2 separate regions of the Mus musculus genome follow, and region 1 is linked to region 2. A link is a contact called in ENCODE Hi-C or POLR2A ChIA-PET data. All regions are on one chromosome and are shown on one strand. Each heading gives the region's core, a stretch centred on a gene start or an enhancer-like site at or near the end of the contact. The rest is flanking DNA. Distances are from core to core; before and after follow the strand shown.

Evidence for each region. A loop is a pair of places that touch in the nucleus more often than their neighbours do. ChIA-PET counts read pairs that join two places held with the same protein, here RNA polymerase II (POLR2A).
Region 1: a map of CH12.LX shows a loop between it and region 2 (2.3-fold over the local background). The contact joins the promoter of 4933439K11Rik here to the promoter of Slamf8 in region 2. A Hi-C loop is called at or near these places in 1 of 37 maps with a recorded cell type or tissue (CH12.LX). POLR2A ChIA-PET finds 5 or more read pairs at or near these places in 2 of 5 experiments (both embryonic stem cell).

The regions. Positions count from the first base shown.
Region 1 is chr1:172,549,330-172,553,033 of GRCm38, forward strand. 4933439K11Rik (RIKEN cDNA 4933439K11 gene) reads right to left here and starts at 1,477. Exons shown (of 3, transcript NR_040558.1): 1 at 1,188-1,477.
Region 2 is chr1:172,587,761-172,591,819 of GRCm38, forward strand. Slamf8 (SLAM family member 8) reads right to left here and starts at 2,808. Exons shown (of 5, transcript NM_029084.3): 1 at 2,639-2,808; 2 at 149-475. The coding sequence starts at 2,672.

The DNA of each region.
Region 1 (3,704 bases), core at 227-2,726, 40 kb before region 2:
CTGTCTTATGCCTCTGGAATGCATCAGACTGGATTGGTCCAGCCTTAGGAAACCCAGTGGTTGGGTACTCGGGTAGAACACACAGTCAGATCTGCAAGCAGCTGTGTCTCAGGCATATATGCCCCAGCTCCTGCCTGGGCTCCATGCCCTACCTGCCCATGTGAGCCTGTTGCCAGGCTCTGCAGTGGCTTGGGGGATGGGTGGGGGTGGGGCAGTCTCTGAACCTTTGCAACTGCTCCAGCTGGGTGCTGCCAGCTCTGGTGGCCTAGCCACATAGTCCCTGACTCAGTGGGATGCCAGGATGTCCTTTGGTGCTCCTGAAAGCTTCAGTACCCCTGCGTGTGACTTGGGTCACAGCTGGGCATTAATTGGTCTCAGTAAAAGCACTTTGAATAGGCTCGGATGAAAGGGGCTCTCAGAGTTCAAAGCTCTGCAGGGTTTTGGGGGTGAGGAAAGGTGGCAGCTGTTTAGGTGATGGAAGAAAGAAGACGCTGAAGTCTCAGACAAGAAGTCTGGGTACACAGGCTTGGAGGCTTAGGGACAGAGAGTTCCTCACTTTCTGTTCTTTCGACCACACCCCTCCTGCTACATTCTTGTGAAGCCTGGAAGCTCCCGTGGTCAAGGCAACTATTTAGTCAAGACCTCAGGTCCCTTCCTATCGAAAAGTGACCCACATCTCTCTCCGTGCACTGAGATGCATCCCAGGAAATCACAATTTATCTATCCTTAAAGAGTGCAACCCCTTTCCTCTGCTTTAACGCTCACAGCTCTTGCCCTTGTCCTCACGGCTCTTGAGGCTCAAACTCCTGCATTCGTGCCAATATCCTTCTTCAAAAGGGTGGCCACTGTCTCAGTGGCTTTGATGACTTTGGTGCTGGGACAGTGCTGCAGCTGAAGCTGTGACTTTCTCAGCCTCCCAGGAAGAGGAGGAGGTGAAGAAGGGAGGTCGGCTAGGGAGGGAGGGCCTGGGAGAAACTCCTCAGAGTCCGTGAATTTTTCCCCCTACACGGCTACCGGAGAATGTCTGTGTCTGGGCTAATGGGAATGAGCACTACCAAATCACGAGAACGTATGGCTGGAGGAGACCTTGGAGAACTGCCGGCGTTCCAGTCTTCTTTGTAAGCCTTAGGCAAATGGTTGCAGAACCTGGCTTGCTTTCCCTGAGAGACAAGGCGCCCACTACCTACCTGCTCAGAAAGCCCAGTCCACCAGTGTCTTCGTGTGTGTGACATGCACAGCCCTAGTCTTGGGGCCGCGCTAAACAGGTGCACAATCTATAAGACGGAAGGAAGCTCTCTGTATCCATCCACTCTGCATGGTGAGCCTTACGTGGGACAGTGCCGGTGTTCTGGAAACTGGGCTTTGCAGAGGCTTCCGGGGGAAGTATCGGAAGGAGGAACCTGGAGGAGGAGGGGAGGCGTCCTCTTTACTCTTGGGCAGGGCTTATGGCTCCCCTGAGAGTTAACACTTCCCTCTCCAGCCAGGCCTGGCTGAGCTGAGACAAGCCCCACCTTCTCTCATCCAGTCCTTTATTCAGGTATCCAGGCAACAGGAAACAAACAGGGAGGGCAGAGGGAGGGCCTGTCTGTTCAGGCTTAGTGGGAAAGGCTCTGAACCCCACACCTAAGCTTTCTTCCAAAGCCTCTCTGGGCAGTTGTTTAGAGCAGGCCAGGCCTGGGACCACCCTGGGGGTTGAGGGGACCACAGCTTCTCTTTGAAGATACGTGATGGGAAAGTCCAAATATTGAAGCAAAAGCAAATTTTATTCCTACAAGTCCAAAAGCCAAGGTCCCACTGGACAGATAGAGATTAATACATCACAAAATCTGTCTCCACACATGGGGGCGCATGGTTCAGGCCAATCAATCTGAGTTGCAGAATCAGTCCCGAGGACCTGGCTATGATCCCAGTGAAGTTCTCGTAGGTTTCGAGTCGAAGGTTCCAAGAGGTTTAGTGCTCAAGGATTTTATCTACTCTGTTCAAAAATAATCACCAGCTGTCACTCCTGGTTTCATTTTTTCTGAATTGTGTCTGGCAGGACCCTGGCTTACTTCCCAAGCACCGAGACACAGCTCTGGCCACCTCAGGGGTTCTCTCTCTCTCTCTCTCTCTCTCTCTCTCTCTCTCTCTCTCTCTCTCTCTCTCGGCTCATCATGATCAGTAACCTTTTCAGTCTCTCTTTAAACATCATCTCCACCAAGCAGGACCTTGTGATTATTATCAGCACACCTCATCACATCGTGGGCTAAGTGTCCCTTCCCTTGGCTCTGTCTCCCATCCACGGGGATGCTATAGGAGAGGAGCCGAGACTCTTCGCTCTTTCCCCACATTCCAGCATGAAGTCCAGATGAAGGTCCGTGAGATGGAGATGCAGCTGAGCTTCGTGCTGTGAAGATACCTTTAGCGTGAAGGCTTCTCGGTTCTCCCTCAGCTCTGTCATTAGGATTCCACACACTCTTTACAAGGGATTCCCTCTCACCTCTGCTTGCCCTCCTGGCACTTCAGTCAATGACATTCAGTCAACCTTCTCACGTCCCTGGAGACCAGGTCGATCTTTTAGAAGTCAAGACTGTGTGAGCCAGGTCAGTTCTGGGATACTGTGTGATGGGACAGATCTCGGTACATCCAGGCTCCCTCTTGCAGTCCCCCTCTTTCTGAGGTGAGCCAGTGGAAATGCAGAGGCTCGGGAGGCTGGATGACGGGCCCAGAGAATATGTGGGTCACCTGTGTTTGAAGTTATTGCTTACGGCTCTGATTTGAGTTTCAATCTACAGCTGCGCTGCACATCTTCAAACTTAAGCACTAACAGATCTGCTCTTCTCCAACGTGACTCTGATCCTTCCTGTCAGAACTTAAGAGTGATCCTTCATCCACCAACACCATCTCTGAACCCCTGCCCTTGGCCTCACCTGGTAGTACTACATCTTATTACCTTCACTGAAACCTGCTGCAGAGTCAGCGGCTGTGGTGGTCCCTTGGTTTCCAGAATCCAGCTTCTTCGCCACCACCTTGCTTTGAGACCCACATCATACCATCTGTCTCCCTGTGGTAGTTCCTAACTCCTGCTCTGGAACCCCTCTGAAACTTGTTCAGGTGGTTAAACTCATCCCCGAGCGTTCTGGGGTGAGCTCTAGGTCTACATGGGGACACGGAAAAGGGAGTGGAGGGGCCGGCCATGAGGGAGGCTGGTCTAAAGGGGGTCAGGTTGTAGTCCCAGGTCAGCTGGGGGTCTTGAAGAACTAGGGGTTTGTGTGGATTGCTGATAGTTAGTTTTGGAGGATGGTTAGGCTGCCTGTCCTCCACAGGGATCTGGGGTTGGGCTAGAGCACATCTCTGAAGCTGGCTCTGATTGCTGGTCATGCCTCTTCCATCCCCCACAGTCTCTGCTCACTCTCTTCTAGGTCTTTGTCTTTAACTTTTTATTTCTGTCCTAGAATAGAAGCAAGAGCTATTGTCCTCTCCTAGCACGGAAGTCCAAGATTTTCTGATGTCAGCCTGGACCTTTATGGGATCTGAAAGGGAAGTGGGGGTGGGAGTGTGTGTGTGTGTGTGTGTGTGTGTGTGTGTGTGTGTGTGTGTGTGTGTGTTAGAAATGGGAAGTTTAGGGCAGAGTCAGATGGTGAAGGAAAGGCAAGGGAAGATTTAGAGCAGAATGCCTCTCAGGAGTGGGGCCCTCTTCTTTTGCTGAGGCAGAGGCTTAAAGA
Region 2 (4,059 bases), core at 1,558-4,057:
ACTTCTGGGGAGCAGCTGTTCCCTGACTTAGCAACGTGGTCAAAGGCCAGGTCTTTCTGGAACCTTGTCCTCCCCAGCTCCCATGGCTCCAGATGCTTGCTCGGTAGTTTGCAGGAGGAGTCAGGGAACCAGTATTGGGCACACTTACCGTACACCTTGAGATACAGGGTCTGGGTCCAGGTTTGACCCCTTGTATCCACCATCAGCACAGAGAAATTGCCGCTGTCTCCAGGTTTCAGGGGTCCAAGCTCCAGGCTGAGGTTGTCATATAGCTGGACTCGGCCCAGGAAACGAGAGTGGTACAGAGTCTCCAAGGAACCTCGGAAAAATGTGGCCAGGAGCTCCTCCGATGGCCACAGAGATCGCCAGATAGCCTCACGCACTTGGAAGCCCGGAGGACACTCGGCCACCAGCAGCTCTGAGTCCCCTACCTTGCTTAGCACTTGGACACTGACAACCACAACGGGAAGGAGAGCTGTGAGAACAAAAACCCTGGTTAGTCTGCCTATGTAGGTGTCTCGCCCCACTCCCGGCAAACCAAACGGCTGAGTGGCTCAGAATTGAAATAGGGCCCTCCACCACACAGCAGTTGCACTGAGGGTGTAGTAGAGTATCCCATGGATGGAGGAACAAAACAGGAAGAGAATCTGGTCTCTGTTCATGGAGAAACCAGACCTCAAGCCAGCCTCTAAAACAAATTAAGTATCATAGTGAGAAAAAGTGTCTCAACAGTAGGTTAATAGGGGTCCTCACCCAGCCTGGAGCTGCCTCAGAGAAGAAGCATCCTAAAGTAGGAGTAGGAATTGGCTAGACAAGCAGTGGCTACTGGGATGGGGATGGAGAAGCACTACAGGCAGAGGGGACAGCACGGGGGTGGAGGGGGTGGGGTGAGGGGTGGAGGCTTAGACGGGGGGTGGGGTGGGGGGGTGGGGGGCATGAGGAAATGAAAGTGGTTCTGCCAAGGAGAAGTAAGGAGAGAAGGACACCAAAAGTTCCTGGGACCTCACTGTACCATGAAGGAGCCCTAGTTTCTGAGCTTTTTAATCCTTCGAACAATGGTGTGCGCATGCGCGAGCGTGCGTGCTGTTGCAGGTAGGTTTTGAGCGAGGAAGTGGCATGATGAAATGCACGACGAAGAGGCACGGAGGCACGGAGATCGCACTGGAGGTGGCAGAAAGGTTGAGGCTGTGTTTTTTTTTTTTTTTTTTTTTTTTTCCAATGCAAGATAAAGGTGGAAACTTAAACAAAGGAATGGAACCACCGGGGATGGGGAGCCAGAAAGAGTAATACTGTATGTAGTTAGCAAACTCTAGTATTAGATTTGGTTTGAGAGTGAAGCGGGAGGACTCAAAGGGTGCTCCCAGGTTTTGGGACCCATTGCCTATCATTATTTGTGATCTAAAACAGGGAAAGAGACAAACAGGAGGTGAGATAGCAAGGTGCGATGTTCAAAGGACTGTTTTGAGCTTGAACTATGAGGAAGACAATCCTGTTTGAGCTGCCCTCTTGACTCCTTTTCTGCCTTATTTGTGTGTGCTTATTCTGTAAGCATCACCATCACCTCTAACCTCTTCCCTAGCTCACTGCAAGGTTACATTCTTTCTGTTTTCCTACAGTGACCAGAAATCAGCACCCTGTACTATTAGTAGTGTCTGTCTCTGAATCAGGATCCCCCTCCAGACATGAACTCTTTCAGGCTAAGAGCAAACGTCTTTATCTTTATACGTGCAGTTCTCCCCTTCCCCTCAGTTTAATATTAGACTGCAGGAGCTCAGTACACTGCACTGAATTTGCTGAGGATTGACCCCGAGCCTGGTACAGAAGGAGGCTTCAGGATGCAGGGCACCGTAAGGGTTGATACATCATGTATCCAAGTGCCAGAAGCTGGGATCAAGAGATCTGCTGATCACAACTCTAGTCCTCATCTATATCTTTAACCTCTCTGGGCCTAGCCATCTTTATTCTGAAGGACACAGATTCAGTGTTAACACTGGATGCCCCTTAAGTCTGAGGTTCTGCCGTATCCTGGCTCTGAGTATGGGGATCCATGAACTCCGTGTCATGTTGCCTATTTGTTGATCAAAGAGGGAAACTCAGCCATCAGAGTGATGGAGGGAGTCAGCTCGTGTTTGGAGACTCCAACACCAGTTTGCTATCAGCTATCCTCATGCCCACTGGGACCACATTTAACCTGCTGTCACCTCATTTCTTCATTCAATGTCCATCTCTTCTTGTACAGGATACAGAGAGTGACCTCAGCATCCTTACAAGCTGCCGAAACACTCCTTAGGGAACTCTCCTCTGCCTTACCCTCCTCTCTTTCCCTGGACTGGAGGATCCCCATGTGTCAGTAGTGCCAGATCCCCATCACCCTAGCACCCAACTTTCTCTCAAAACTGCCATCATTTCAAGCTGCTCTGGGCCCTGGAACGGGTGGTGTCTCCTGGATACAGATGCCACTGGTAACGCTACCCTATTTTGTCTAAGACACCACTTGAGCTTGCTCCACACCTCACTTCTCCTTCTCTCCTTGATTCTTACTTGGTTTGGAGAGGCAAGCTGCCTAGCAGTAGGATGAAGGCAGCTGGGGAGAGGCTTTCAGCTCCCCGAGGACAGGTTGTCCATCTGCCCCACTTACCTTCAAAGAGAAGAAGACTCCAGAGGGACCACATGGCCGTTGTCCTCCCTTGGAAGATTCCCTCAGCAAACTAGGATATCCATCCTAGGCCAGACGAGTGCACGGAAGGAGCTGTGGTCCTGCTGGAAAGTCCCATGTTCAGAAGGAGGAATCTTGACTCAAAACAAGATGTCTTGAAAGCGAAAGCATCCCGGGTAAAGTGGAAGTTGGCTGCAGGCCCAGCTGAGCCTCACTGGGTTCTCAGGAGCCGGTTCTTGTAAGTCAGCCTCCTTTCTGTGCACATGGCAGTCAGAGCATGGTGACAAGCACACCCACATGGCACACGTGCTTCTTACACATGGTCACCAGGCCTTTCTGCATCCAGCCCTGCTCATGGATGGGCCTAATCACCATCATTGTCACAGAGAGCCTTCTGAGCTTCAATTTTCATCTATGCACTTCCCCTCTGCTTAAAAGTCTTTGAAACTCTCCTGCTGCCCTCTGGATAAAGACAAAATACTGAGCTTAGCATGGGAGGCTTTTCAGCTTCTACAGACTGGCTGCCCACATCTGCTCTCCTCTTTGGCCATCCCAGCCAGACTACCTCTTTTTAGAACCACCCCATTTGACATCTGCACACATTGGATTGGCTTTCCTAGCAGGCATACCTTGCCCACCAGGCTGTCCTTCAAGGCTCCCTGCCTACAAGCAGAGTGAGAAATACTTTGTACCCATGTATTCTTACTCTTCCTTGTATCCTCTGCATGTTGCTGGTCATAGCCACACAGTTTCTCTAGGCCGTTTAATAGCAACATTCGTATTTGTTTCTGTGCTGGACACACTGTTTAATAAATAGTCATTAAGTGATTGGACAACTATCAGACGTGGCTAGCCCTTTTGCTTTTATGTAAGGCTGAGGACCATTCTCAGAGCTGATCTTCTTGTCACCCCATTGGAAGTATCTGTGGAAGAAGAATTAAAAGCCACGTTAATGGTAGGCACTCTCTTGGGGTCCCAGGGGTCATAGAGGGGCAGAGAGCATGGGCTGTCCCCTCCTCACTCTTATTCTGCGCTTTTATTTATAGCTTCTTTTTTCCCCTCTTCCCTCAGTAATAGAGAGAGAATGAAAGGCTTCTGGAATGTTCTACCAACTTGTATCCCTATCCCCAGCAGAGAAGTCATTTTAAGATGCTGCCCTTGAGAAAGATGCCTAATGTCCTGAGTTTGGATCATTGTGTGTTGTCCTGTATAGTATCTAGTTTGTGAGTGAAATGGGCACCATGGTAACACTGGCTGTGGAGGAAGAGAAAGCATTCATGCTGCTCCTGAGGAACCAAGAGAGAAGGGAAAGGACCAGCATTTTCCTGGGGAATGAATGGGGAGCCTCTACGTGTAGTTCAGAGGGGAAATGTACAGCAGGGTCTGAAGAAGACTGTCAGAAC